Regions from separate parts of the Homo sapiens genome. Here region 1 is linked to region 2. A link is a contact called in ENCODE Hi-C data. All regions are on one chromosome and are shown on one strand. The core of a region is the stretch at or near the end of the contact, and the rest is flanking DNA. Distances in the headings are between cores, read along the strand shown. Region 1 has its middle 62 kb from the start of TRAPPC11. Region 2 has its middle 45 kb from the start of CDKN2AIP.

What was found. A loop is a pair of places that touch in the nucleus more often than their neighbours do. Pooled maps may share reads with other maps.
Region 1: a map with no recorded cell type shows a loop between it and region 2 (3-fold over the local background). The contact joins two enhancer-like sites. A Hi-C loop is called at or near these places in 5 of 37 single-sample maps with no recorded cell type and 7 of 50 pooled maps.

What each region holds. Positions count from the first base shown.
Region 1 is chr4:183,718,960-183,724,125 of GRCh38, forward strand. No RefSeq gene overlaps it. Among named protein-coding and RNA genes, the nearest start is that of TRAPPC11, 62 kb to the left of the region's middle. RefSeq lists a silencer at 3,743-4,272 and enhancers at 4,224-4,985, 4,383-4,432. Within about 2 kb of position 3,917, at least 20 of the 41 ENCODE cell types and tissues checked have a DNase peak (open chromatin) inside an H3K27ac peak, as active enhancers do.
Region 2 is chr4:183,397,368-183,402,439 of GRCh38, forward strand. No RefSeq gene overlaps it. Among named protein-coding and RNA genes, the nearest start is that of CDKN2AIP, 45 kb to the right of the region's middle. RefSeq lists an enhancer at 586-1,377. Within about 2 kb of position 1,409, at least 24 of the 41 ENCODE cell types and tissues checked have a DNase peak (open chromatin) inside an H3K27ac peak, as active enhancers do.

The DNA.
Region 1 (5,166 bases), core at 2,667-5,166, 320 kb after region 2:
TGAACAGATAATGTTATGTGAACTGGATTTTGGAGGACATAGAAACGTTTGTAAAATAAACAGATCAAGGAAGAGCTTTCCAGGTGATGAAAGGGACTGTTGGCATGCACCCCTGCGGCACCCTGGCATGCCAGTGCTTTGAACATAGACAGACTTGTCCACTGTTGAGTAAACCTAACCTTTATTTTTTTCTTCCTTAGATATTCAGTGATAAGAGAATGGTGAGCAGGGGATGAAACTCACTTAAAAATGCAAGCGCGCTTGCTGCTGTCTCCCTGCACCTCTGCAGAGCAGGGCTTCTCTCCCGGAGCTTTTGGAGGAAGCTGGTCTTCTTTTTGGTAATGCTCATCAGCTTGAAGAACCGTAGTCTGAAAAAATATTTGATCTTGGAGAATAATTCAAAATCACTATCTCAACAAAGGACTGAATTCCAAATGCCAAATTTAACAGGAACAGTTCATAAACCCTTTATTCAAGATGAAATAGGCCAGGCGCGGTGGCTCAGGCCTGTAATCCCAGCACTTTGGGAGGCCGAGGTGGGCGGATCACGAGGTCAGGAGATCGAGACCATCCTGGCTAACACGGTGAAACCCCGTCTCTACTAAAAATACAACAAATTACCCGGGTGTGGTGGCGGGTGCCTGTAGTCCCAGCTACTGGAGAGGCTGAAGCAGGAGCATGGCCTGAACCCGGGAGGCGGAGCTTGCAGTGAGCCAAGATCATGCCACTGCACTCCAGCCTGGGAGACAGAGTGAGACTCCGTCTCAAAAAAAAAAAAAAAAAAAGATGAAATACGGAATTATTCAGTCATAGGATGGGAGGGGCTCCGTAATAGCTTTTTAAAATCAAACAGCTGATTTTTTTTTAATCAAAGGTATTAGTGACACCATTTGGTCAGACTACATTTACGATATTCTCTCCACTTCTGATTGCCATCCTTTATTTCATTTTACTTTTTTATTGTGACCATTTCCGAACAGACACAAAAGTAGAGACTGTTACACACTTCCATGCTTATACTCAGCTTCAGCCATTAATGCCTTGCCCTCTACCATCCATCCTCCCTACCTCATTTCACCAGAAAGAAAAGGACTTTTAAAATCACACAACCACAATGCATTATTACATCTAATCAATTATTTCTTTACATTGTCTAGTATAACATATTCAATTTTCCCTAAGTCTTTTTACAGTTGGCTTGTTTGAATATGGATCCAAACAAGGTCCATCATTATATTGTTTCATTTCATGTAGAACAGTCCCGTCCCCCTTTATATCCCCTATTGACTTGATGAAGAAATGGGTCAGTTGTTTTGTAAAATATCCCACATTCGGGGTTTAGTTAATTGCAACCCCAGGGTGTTTATGTAACTTGTTCCTCTATCTACTGTTTTTCCAATGGACTGGGAGTTAGAGTTACAAGCTAGCCTGAGCTCAAATTCTTTCTCCTTCTCATCCTCCCTCCAGTTCTTCTCTCCTCTACTTCCTTCCTTTCACCCTCCTTCTCTCTCCCTCACTCCTTCCTTCCATCTTTCCTTTTTTTTTTTTTTTTTCAGAATAAGGCTATTTCATAGGTGATATTTCCCATCACCACACTTCTGTCTCGTCTCGCTTTTCGTGGTAAGACTGATCAATGGGTTTAGAGGATGGCAGCCTAATTCCTTTATCATAAGGTTCAGCTAAACAGCCATCGATGCAATTGTCTGAATTGAATGACGCTCATTGCATTGACGCATTGATCGCTGTTTAGCTGAACTGTATATTTAACTTAAATGTTTTAAAATTAGAAGTTTTTCAATTGGAAGTTGCAAAATGTAATTAAAGAATGCTATTCTGCATTCATTGACTGGAATTCTTAGAGAATTTTTTTTCCTCATCCACTAGGTCTATTTAATTACCCTACAATATAGTTCCTACAGCAAAGAGAACTTTTTTTCTTAATTCAGCCCATCAGACAAGGAAGCAAAGATAATTTTTAATAACCTAATTCCTTCTCTTTATTTGTAATTTTCTTCCTTTTTTTTTTTTTTTTTTGAGACGAGCCTAACTCTGTCACCCAGATGGGAGTGCAGTGGCATGATTTTGGCTCGCTGCAACCCCCGCCTCCCGGGTTCAAGTGATTCTCCTGCCTCAGCCTCCCAAGAGTAGCTGGGATTACAGGCGCGCACCACCAAGCCCCGCTAATCTTTGTATTTTTAGTAGAGACGGGGTTTCACCAGGATGGCCAGGCTGGTCTCGAACCCCTGGGCTCTAGTGATCTGCCCGCCTCAGCCTCCGAAAGTGCTGAGATTACAGGAGTGAGCCCCAGCGGCCGGCCTCTGTATTTTTAATTTTCAGTGTAACGAGTTGGTGGCCCTCCTATCTCTAATGTTATCCCAGAGCTTCGGTGTTTGTGCTTCGTGCCCTCTCCGTTTCTCCCCTGTTCTTATGGAATAATGATGTGCATTAGGAGCCTGGGGTCAGGAGTCCAAGGTTAGGGTGAGGGCTTTCCCGTGGTGTTGGCAGCAGCTGGCGCCTGCGCCCTCCGTGCAGGAGAGCAGCTCCCTCCAGCGGCTTCCCTCGCGCTTTGTGCCTTGCCCACCGCTCAGACGCTCTGCTCTGAAAAGTAAAGTTCACAAGGTATCTTCAGCTGCAAGGATAAAATCAAGAAGACAACTTCAAACACAACCTTTATCAACTTAAAATCAATATTAATGTACGAATGGTCCGAATGGTCACCTTGGGAAATCAGTGAAAGGGCCTGACATGGAGAAGAGATTAAATTATGTTTAATAAATGTTCATTTTATGTTCATTCTTTGAAAACGGGCACTCATTGAGTGACAGATCTTTTACCACACACAAACACTAACAGATACGCGTAACTGCGCCCTGCGACATTTTATTTTCCGGCTGCTCCCCCTCCGCTGTCAGGTGGGCAGTGTCCACGGTGCTTAGGGGAACAGGAGGGGTTCCGGTGCTGCTTCCCTTCCGTGCACAGAAAATCCACCCAGGCTGGCGCGGCGGCTCACGCCTGTAATCCCAGCACTTTGAGTGGCTGAGGGGGGCGGTTCACTTGAGGTCATGAGTTCGAGACCAGACTGGCCAACACGGTGAAACCGTCTCTACTAAAAATAAAAACCGTCTCTGCTAAAAAAATTAGCCAGGCTAGGTGGCGCGCCTGTAATCCCAGCACTCTGAGAGGACAAGGCGGGTGGGTCACCTGAGGTCAGGAGTTCCAGACCAGCCTGGCCAACAAGGTGAAACCGCATCTCTACTAAAAATACAAAAATTAGGCCGGGCGCGGTGGCTCACGCCTGTAATCCCAGCACTTTGGGAGGCCGAGGCGGGCGGATCACGAGGTCATAAGATCAAACCATCCTGGCTAACACGGTGAAACCCCGTCTCTACTAAAAATACAAAAAAATTAGCCGGGCGTGGTGCGGGCGCCTGTAGTCCCAGCTACTCGGGAGGCTGAGGCAGGAGAATGGCGTGAACCCGGGAGGCGGAGCTTGCAGTGAGCCGAGATCCCGCCACTGCACTCCAGCCTGGGGGAAAGAGCCAGACTCCGTCTCAAAAAAAAAAAATAAAAAATAAAAAATTAAATTAGCCTGGCGTGGTGGCAGACATCTGTAATCCCAGCTACTGGGGAGGCTGAGGTGCGAGAATCATTTGAACCCGGGAGGCGGAGGTTGCAGTGAGCCGAGATCGCGCCACTGCACTTCAACCTGGGCGACAGAGGGAGACCTCATCTCAAAAAAAAAAAAAAAAAACAAAAGAGGAAACAAACAAACAAAAAACCTACACCAGCCCAGCCTCTCTAGCGAGGCTCACCCGCCCGCCCGGCCCCCGCACCCGGTCTCGGCTTCTCTGGCCAGGCCGCGGGGCCGTTCGGCGCGGGGCGGGGCGTCGGGGAGTTTCCGCAGCGGTTAGACCGGCCAGGGGACCTCGGGACAATGAGCCTTTCTGTTTTAAAGCCGGAACCCAGCCGGGCCGCGCCGCGAGGAGGCTCCCCTGAGGCTGGCAGGAGAGACCTGCAGAAACTCGTGCGCGCCGAGCGAGGCGGGCGCCCTGGGGCTGGGGCACGCGGCCGGCGGGGGCCGCCAGGGAGCGGCCGTGGCGGGACCAGGACTACGGTGCGCCCCGCCGCCGCCAGCACCCGCCTTGGGAAGCCCGTCCGACGCGTACGCTGCAGGGGCCTTCAATAGGGGCTGTCGCCACCTGCACCCGCGCCGCTGCGGTTCGCAGGAAACTCCTGTGGCTTTTCGGAAGCACAATGCAGAACGCCCGGTGAGGGTTTGCAAAGCCGCCCTGGGAGATGCCGCAGTGTGAAACCTTTACGGTTGCACCTGGCCTCTCTGCTGCATCTGGCCTGTCTGCTGCACCTGGCCTCTCTGCCCCACCTGGCCTCTCTGCCCCACCTGGCCTCTCTGCTGCATCTGGCCTCTGCTGCGCCTGGCCTGTCTGCTGCATCTGGCGCCTGTTGCACCTGGCCTCTTGGCTGCAACTGGCCTCTCAGCTGCGCCTCTTTGTTGCCTCTGCAAACTCGGGTGCCCTGGAGCTTCCTACCCAGAAGTGAGTGCCGTGCACACTGCAGGTGCGAGGTGCCCCTCCTTCTGTCTGTTCTGTTTGGTTTGGCAGATGACAGCACTCTCAGTGGGGCCTGAAACCTTGACAGTCATGGCTTTCTTTGTAAGGACTCTCTTCCTTCATTAAATCGCTTGTATTTGGATTACAGAGATCTGTCATAAAGAGATTCAGTACTTAATAATAACGTGGGGAAAGGATCACCAGGTACTGTTAAGAAAAAAGCAAGGACAGAACAGTGAATACGGTAATGATCTTGTTTCGTAATACAAAACAAAACAGACACTATGCAAATACAAACCCAAAGGAAAATGATCATGCATAAAAATACTGTTTTTGGGCCGGGGGCTGTGGCCCATGCCTATAATCCCAGCACTTTGGGAGGCCAAGGCAGGAGGATCACTTGAGTCCAGGAGTTCAAGATCAGCCTCGGCAACAAAGCGTGACTTCGTCTCTACAAAAATTAAAAAGAAATTAGCCAGGCGCTGGTGTGGGCCTGTAGTCTCGGCTACTTGAAAGGCTGAGGTATGAGGATTGCTGGAGCCCAGGAGGTCAAGGCTGCATTGAGCTATGATTGTGCCACTGCACTCTAGGCTGGGCG
Region 2 (5,072 bases), core at 159-2,658:
AGTATAATAATAGTAATAGAATGTACAGGCCTCAGAGGATGTGCAGAGAAGCAAGAGTGAGAAACCCTATCTGAGGGCATAAGGACAGGTTTTGTTGTTGTTGTTGTTGTTGGGTTTTTTTTTTTTGAGACGGAGTCTCGCTCTGTCGCCAGGCTGGAGTGCAGTGGCGCCATCTCGGCTCACTGCAACCTCTGCCTCCCGAGTTCAAGTGAATCTCCTGCCTCAGCCTTCCCAGTAGCTGGGACAAGGACAGGTTTTAAAGAGAATTTAGCCACAGAGTTTTGAGAGAAGAGTCGACTAGAAAGATTCAGCGGGGCAGGATGCTCTGGGCGCGATGGAGATGGGCATATACAACCTAATAAAGAAGACAGGAACGACCGCCTCCTGCCCTCTAATAAAGACATGCGGCCTGTTTCCAGCCATAACATATAGGTGTGTCTGCTTAGTGGACACTGAAATGAAGAGCAGGCTCAGAGCCAAGCATGTTAGACTGGGGCGTTCAGGAAAGAGCAGAGAAGTTTGCTGCTCAGTAAAGAGGGGAGAGGGGGACCCCAGGCCGCTGTGAAGGCTCTGGAGGAGGCAGAACTTGCAGGCGCCCTTGGGTTCTCCGAGGGGGCTTGGCAGCCACGGGGACCAGAGAGGCGTGAGACATGAGGGTAGTTAGGGTAATTAGGGCAGGGCCCCCTGAAGGAGAGCCTTCCAGCCCAGGCTGCCTCGGGAGGATGCACTTTACCATCCGAACCAAGTGGGGAAGAGGAAGAGAGGCGATCAGTCGCTGCAACAAACCAAGTGCTTCAGGTGGGAGGATTACTTGAGGCCAGGAGTTTGAGACCAGCCTGGCCAACATAGCGAGACCCTGTCTCTCTTTTTTTCAAAAAGGCAAAATTTAAATTAAAAAAAAAGAAAGAAAGAAAGAAAAAGAGGAAGTGCTGGCCGGCACAGCAGAAACCTTGGGGCAACAGTGACCACGTGGGCAGAGGCTGCGAGTGTCAGCAAAAGAGGACAGGCCGAGAACTGCTGGTTTGCAGACCCCTAACTGGCCCCCGCTGGCCCCCGCAGCTGACTCAGCGCACCCTAAACTCGGAGGAAGTGCCAGACGGCCAGGTCCTGGGCAGCCCGGGCGCTCGCTCCGCTCCAGGTCTCCCGAGCAGGGGTGCAGGCCCGAGCACCCGCACGTGGCGTGCGCCCCTAGCTCCTCCCGGGGCGGCAGCTCACCAGCCCCCGCCTTAGTGGCTGGCTTCCACCCAGCCAAAGCCAGGAAATGTCTGTCCTTAAGCCTCGATTTGTTAATTATTTAAGCACTCTGTGTGTGTGTGAGAGAGAGAGCGTGTGTGTTTAATTTCCTTTATTTAAAAAGCACGCCGAGCCCACTGGGACCGCGGTGCTGAAGAGGCCGCCGGGCCCGGGAGAGACTGCATTCTGAGAACCAGCCCGCAAGCCCCGAAGTCGGAGATCGCAAGGTCCTAGCGGCAACAGAGCCTCCTAGCGATGGCAGCGAGCCTCGCCCCGCCTGCGGTGAACCCGCCCCCGCTCACCCCGCCACAGGTCCGGCGTCTCCCGGGTCCGCCGCGGCCGCGGGCAGAGCTAGGAGGGCTTCTCAGCCCGCGGGGCAACCCTGCTGCGGCTCCATCCAGAACCTCCCGCTGCCAGGCGCCGGGACCGGGGACGCTGGCCCCCGGATTCAAACCTATCATGGTGCATGATAACACATAACATAACATAACATAACATAACATAACATAACATAACATAACATAACATAACATAACATAACATCACAACACCACATCACAACACAACACAACACAACACAACACAACACAACACAACACAACATAACACTGAGCGTTTAGATTCAGCATGTACTCTGGGCCAGGCTCAGCTCTAAGCTGGTGCGGATCACCACGATGACCTCTAGAGTCTCCTCTGAGGTGGGTTCTACTGTTAGCCCATCTAACAGATGAGGAAATGCAGATAGAAGTGGTGGAGGAAGTGGCCCAAGCTCAGGCGGTGGCTAAGTGACTCCAGGGCAAGCCCCTCGCCCCCTGTGCTGGAGGAAGCCCGCGCCCAGGCTCTGTCGCTGAGCAGGGCACGCCTTCCACGCAGCACCCAAATGCATCGAACACTGTGCACGCGCACGAGAATAAGAAACCGTGACAAAAATACGGGTGCATCAATGTAGAGTAATGAGAAGGCAAAGCTGTTTGTAAGCACGATACAAAACCCAGAAAACATCAGGGGAAAAAATGGAAAAGCCCGACCAAATACAAAATTTTAAACCTAGGTTGGCTATAAAATAATATACCACTGAAGAACTGGGGCCCGGCATGGTGGCTCGGGCCTGTAATCCTAGCACTTTGAGAGGCCACAGCGGCCTCCCAAAGGATCGCCTGAGGCCAGGAATTCAAGACCAGCCCGGACAACACAGTGCGATCCCGTCTCTATTTATTTAAAAAAAATAAAAGAGGAAGTACTCGCGGTACAGCACAGAGGATTGCTTGAGCCCAGGAATTGGAGACCAGTTTGGGTAACATAGCAAGTCCTCGTCTCTACTAAACAACAACAACAAAAATTACTCAGGCACGATGGTGCACATCTGTATTCCCAGCTACTCTGGAGACAGGAGGATGGCCTGAGCCCAGGAGACAGAGGCTGCAGTGAGCCGAGATCGTGCAACTGCATTCCAGCCTGGGCAACAGACTGAGACTCCGTCTCCAAAAAAACAAAACCAAACCAAAACTGAAGAACTGGGAAAATATTCATGATACTTATTAGGAATGAATGGCTAAGTTTACTAATATCCCCAAAACTCTTAATGACAAAAGATGTAAACACACATTTCAGAGAAGGAACTAAAAATGGAGGATAAGCAAATTGAAAAGGTGCTCAATTTCCTTCCTTCCTTCCTTCCTTCCTTCCTTCCTTCCTTCCTTCCTTCCTTCCAGACGGATTCTCACTCTTTTGCCCAATGGCACAATCTTGGCTCACTGCAACCTCCACCTCCCAGGTTCAAGCGATTCTCGTGCCTCAACCTCCCAAGCAGCTGAGATTACAGGCATGTGCCACCACTCTAGGCAAATGTGTGTATTTTTAGTAGAGATGCGATTTCCTCATGTTGGCCAGGCTGGTCTCGAACTCCTGGCCTCAAGTGATCCACCCACCTTGGCCTCGCAAAGTGCTGGGATTACAGGCGTGAGCCACCGTGACCGGCCAGGAGGGCGTTTTTCACCTGTAACGTTTGCAACTGTGAGTTCACATCAATTGCCCCATTTTCAGTTCTGCACCGGAGACTTCAATCTAGTTTTCTTGTTTTCCATAATTATAACTGTTCTCTCTAGTAGTGAGAAACTCGGCTCCCGTCACTCTCAATATATTTAGTTACGGAGTCCTCCCCCTCCATGTATCCAGTCTCCCATTCCCTCTGCCCCACTATCCTACTGCTTGGACTTGGGTACCCTTCTCTGGCTGCTGCCTCCACTGCCCCTACACAGATGCCCCCTCTAACCATGTAGATTCTGCCACCCTACTGTGTCCTCTCTACCCCGCCCCCACATGTACACCTACCTCGACGTTGTTGGCTGTACATTCCCTGTGGGTCTTCCCTTCCATGCAGGTGACCTCCCTGCTTGGCCCCTCCGTTAATTCAGACATTAAAGATAAATGCGGCCGGGCGCAGTAGCTCAAGCCTGTAATCCCAGCACTTTGGGAGGCCGAGGTGGGCTGATCATGAGGTCAGGAGTTCAAGACCAGCCTGGTCAACATAATGAAACCCCGTCTCTACTAAAAATACAAAAATTAGCCAGGCACGGTGGCAGGCACCTGTAGTCCCAGCTACTTGGGATGCTGAGGCAGGAAAATCGCTTGAACCCGGGAGGCAGAGGTCACAGTGAGGTGAGATCATGCCACTGCACTCCAGCCTGGGCAACAGGGTGAGATCCTGTCTCAAAAAATAAAATAAAATAAATAAAATAAAGATAAATCCACTTGTGTGGAATGATTGGCTCAAAGGCCATACCTCTTTGAATACACATTGCCAAATTGCCTTCCTAAGTGTTTGTGCCAATTGATCCTGCACTGAGAATCGCATCTGAGTGCCTGTTTAACGACACCTTTGCTGGCATTGGATATTATCTATATTTTTCCAGTCCCTTTTTCTTTTGGTTTCTTTCATAAGGGCTGTGCCCAGGACAGAACGAATTCCAGAGCTCTTTATGGAGCCATCTCATCCAGCCGCCTGACTCACCTACGTTCATACCTCAGCCATCTGATTCGTTTTGATCACCAGTTTTGATCTGATTAACTGGTGAGCTGCAGAGTACTAAGCCATTGGTATAGTTACCACATTTCTTTAATGAGCTCATGCTCCCCCCATTCAAAAAGTAGTGACTGAGCAGCAGTATGATGTGCTGGGTTTTATAGGAGTTTGCAAAGATGTGTAAGTTACAGTCTCTGGCCCTCAATGCTCTTGTATTCTTGAAAAGGGCAGATATTCAGATGATATTATGAATACAGCGGTCATGTGATAAGAACTCCAACATAATCTGGGGTTCAGGTTATGCACCTGGAAAGTGGTGTGTCCAAAATCTTCCAGTGCCAATATTCAGAGTGATTCCACAGTTACACGCCACCACCCTGTAAACTCACCTCCCTCTCCTTCCCAACACAAGCCCTGTGCCCCCATCAGACTAGTCTCCTGGCCTCCAAATGCAAAAATACACTGTGTTTACTACTGATGGCATATCTTATCAGAACCCCTCCCACTCCTCAGACAGCTGCATACATACGTTCTCTCATTTAACTCACACAGCAACTCTGTTGAGGCAGTTATTTTAATCTTCCCTCCTTAGATACTGACACTGACTTCAAAGATGGTCTTGCCAAAGGTCTTAAAAATGGGGCAGAAAGTTGAACCTAGGGATGTCAGACCCCAAATTGTGTGGGCATCCTTCCCTTGCCACGGGCAGCTTCATTGCCAGGGTGTCCTTCCCCATGTCCTGCTCTTCTTCCCGCAGGGACCACCCTCCCTCTCTGCCCAGTGCCTGCCTCTTGGTTTTATGTAGGTTTTATCCATC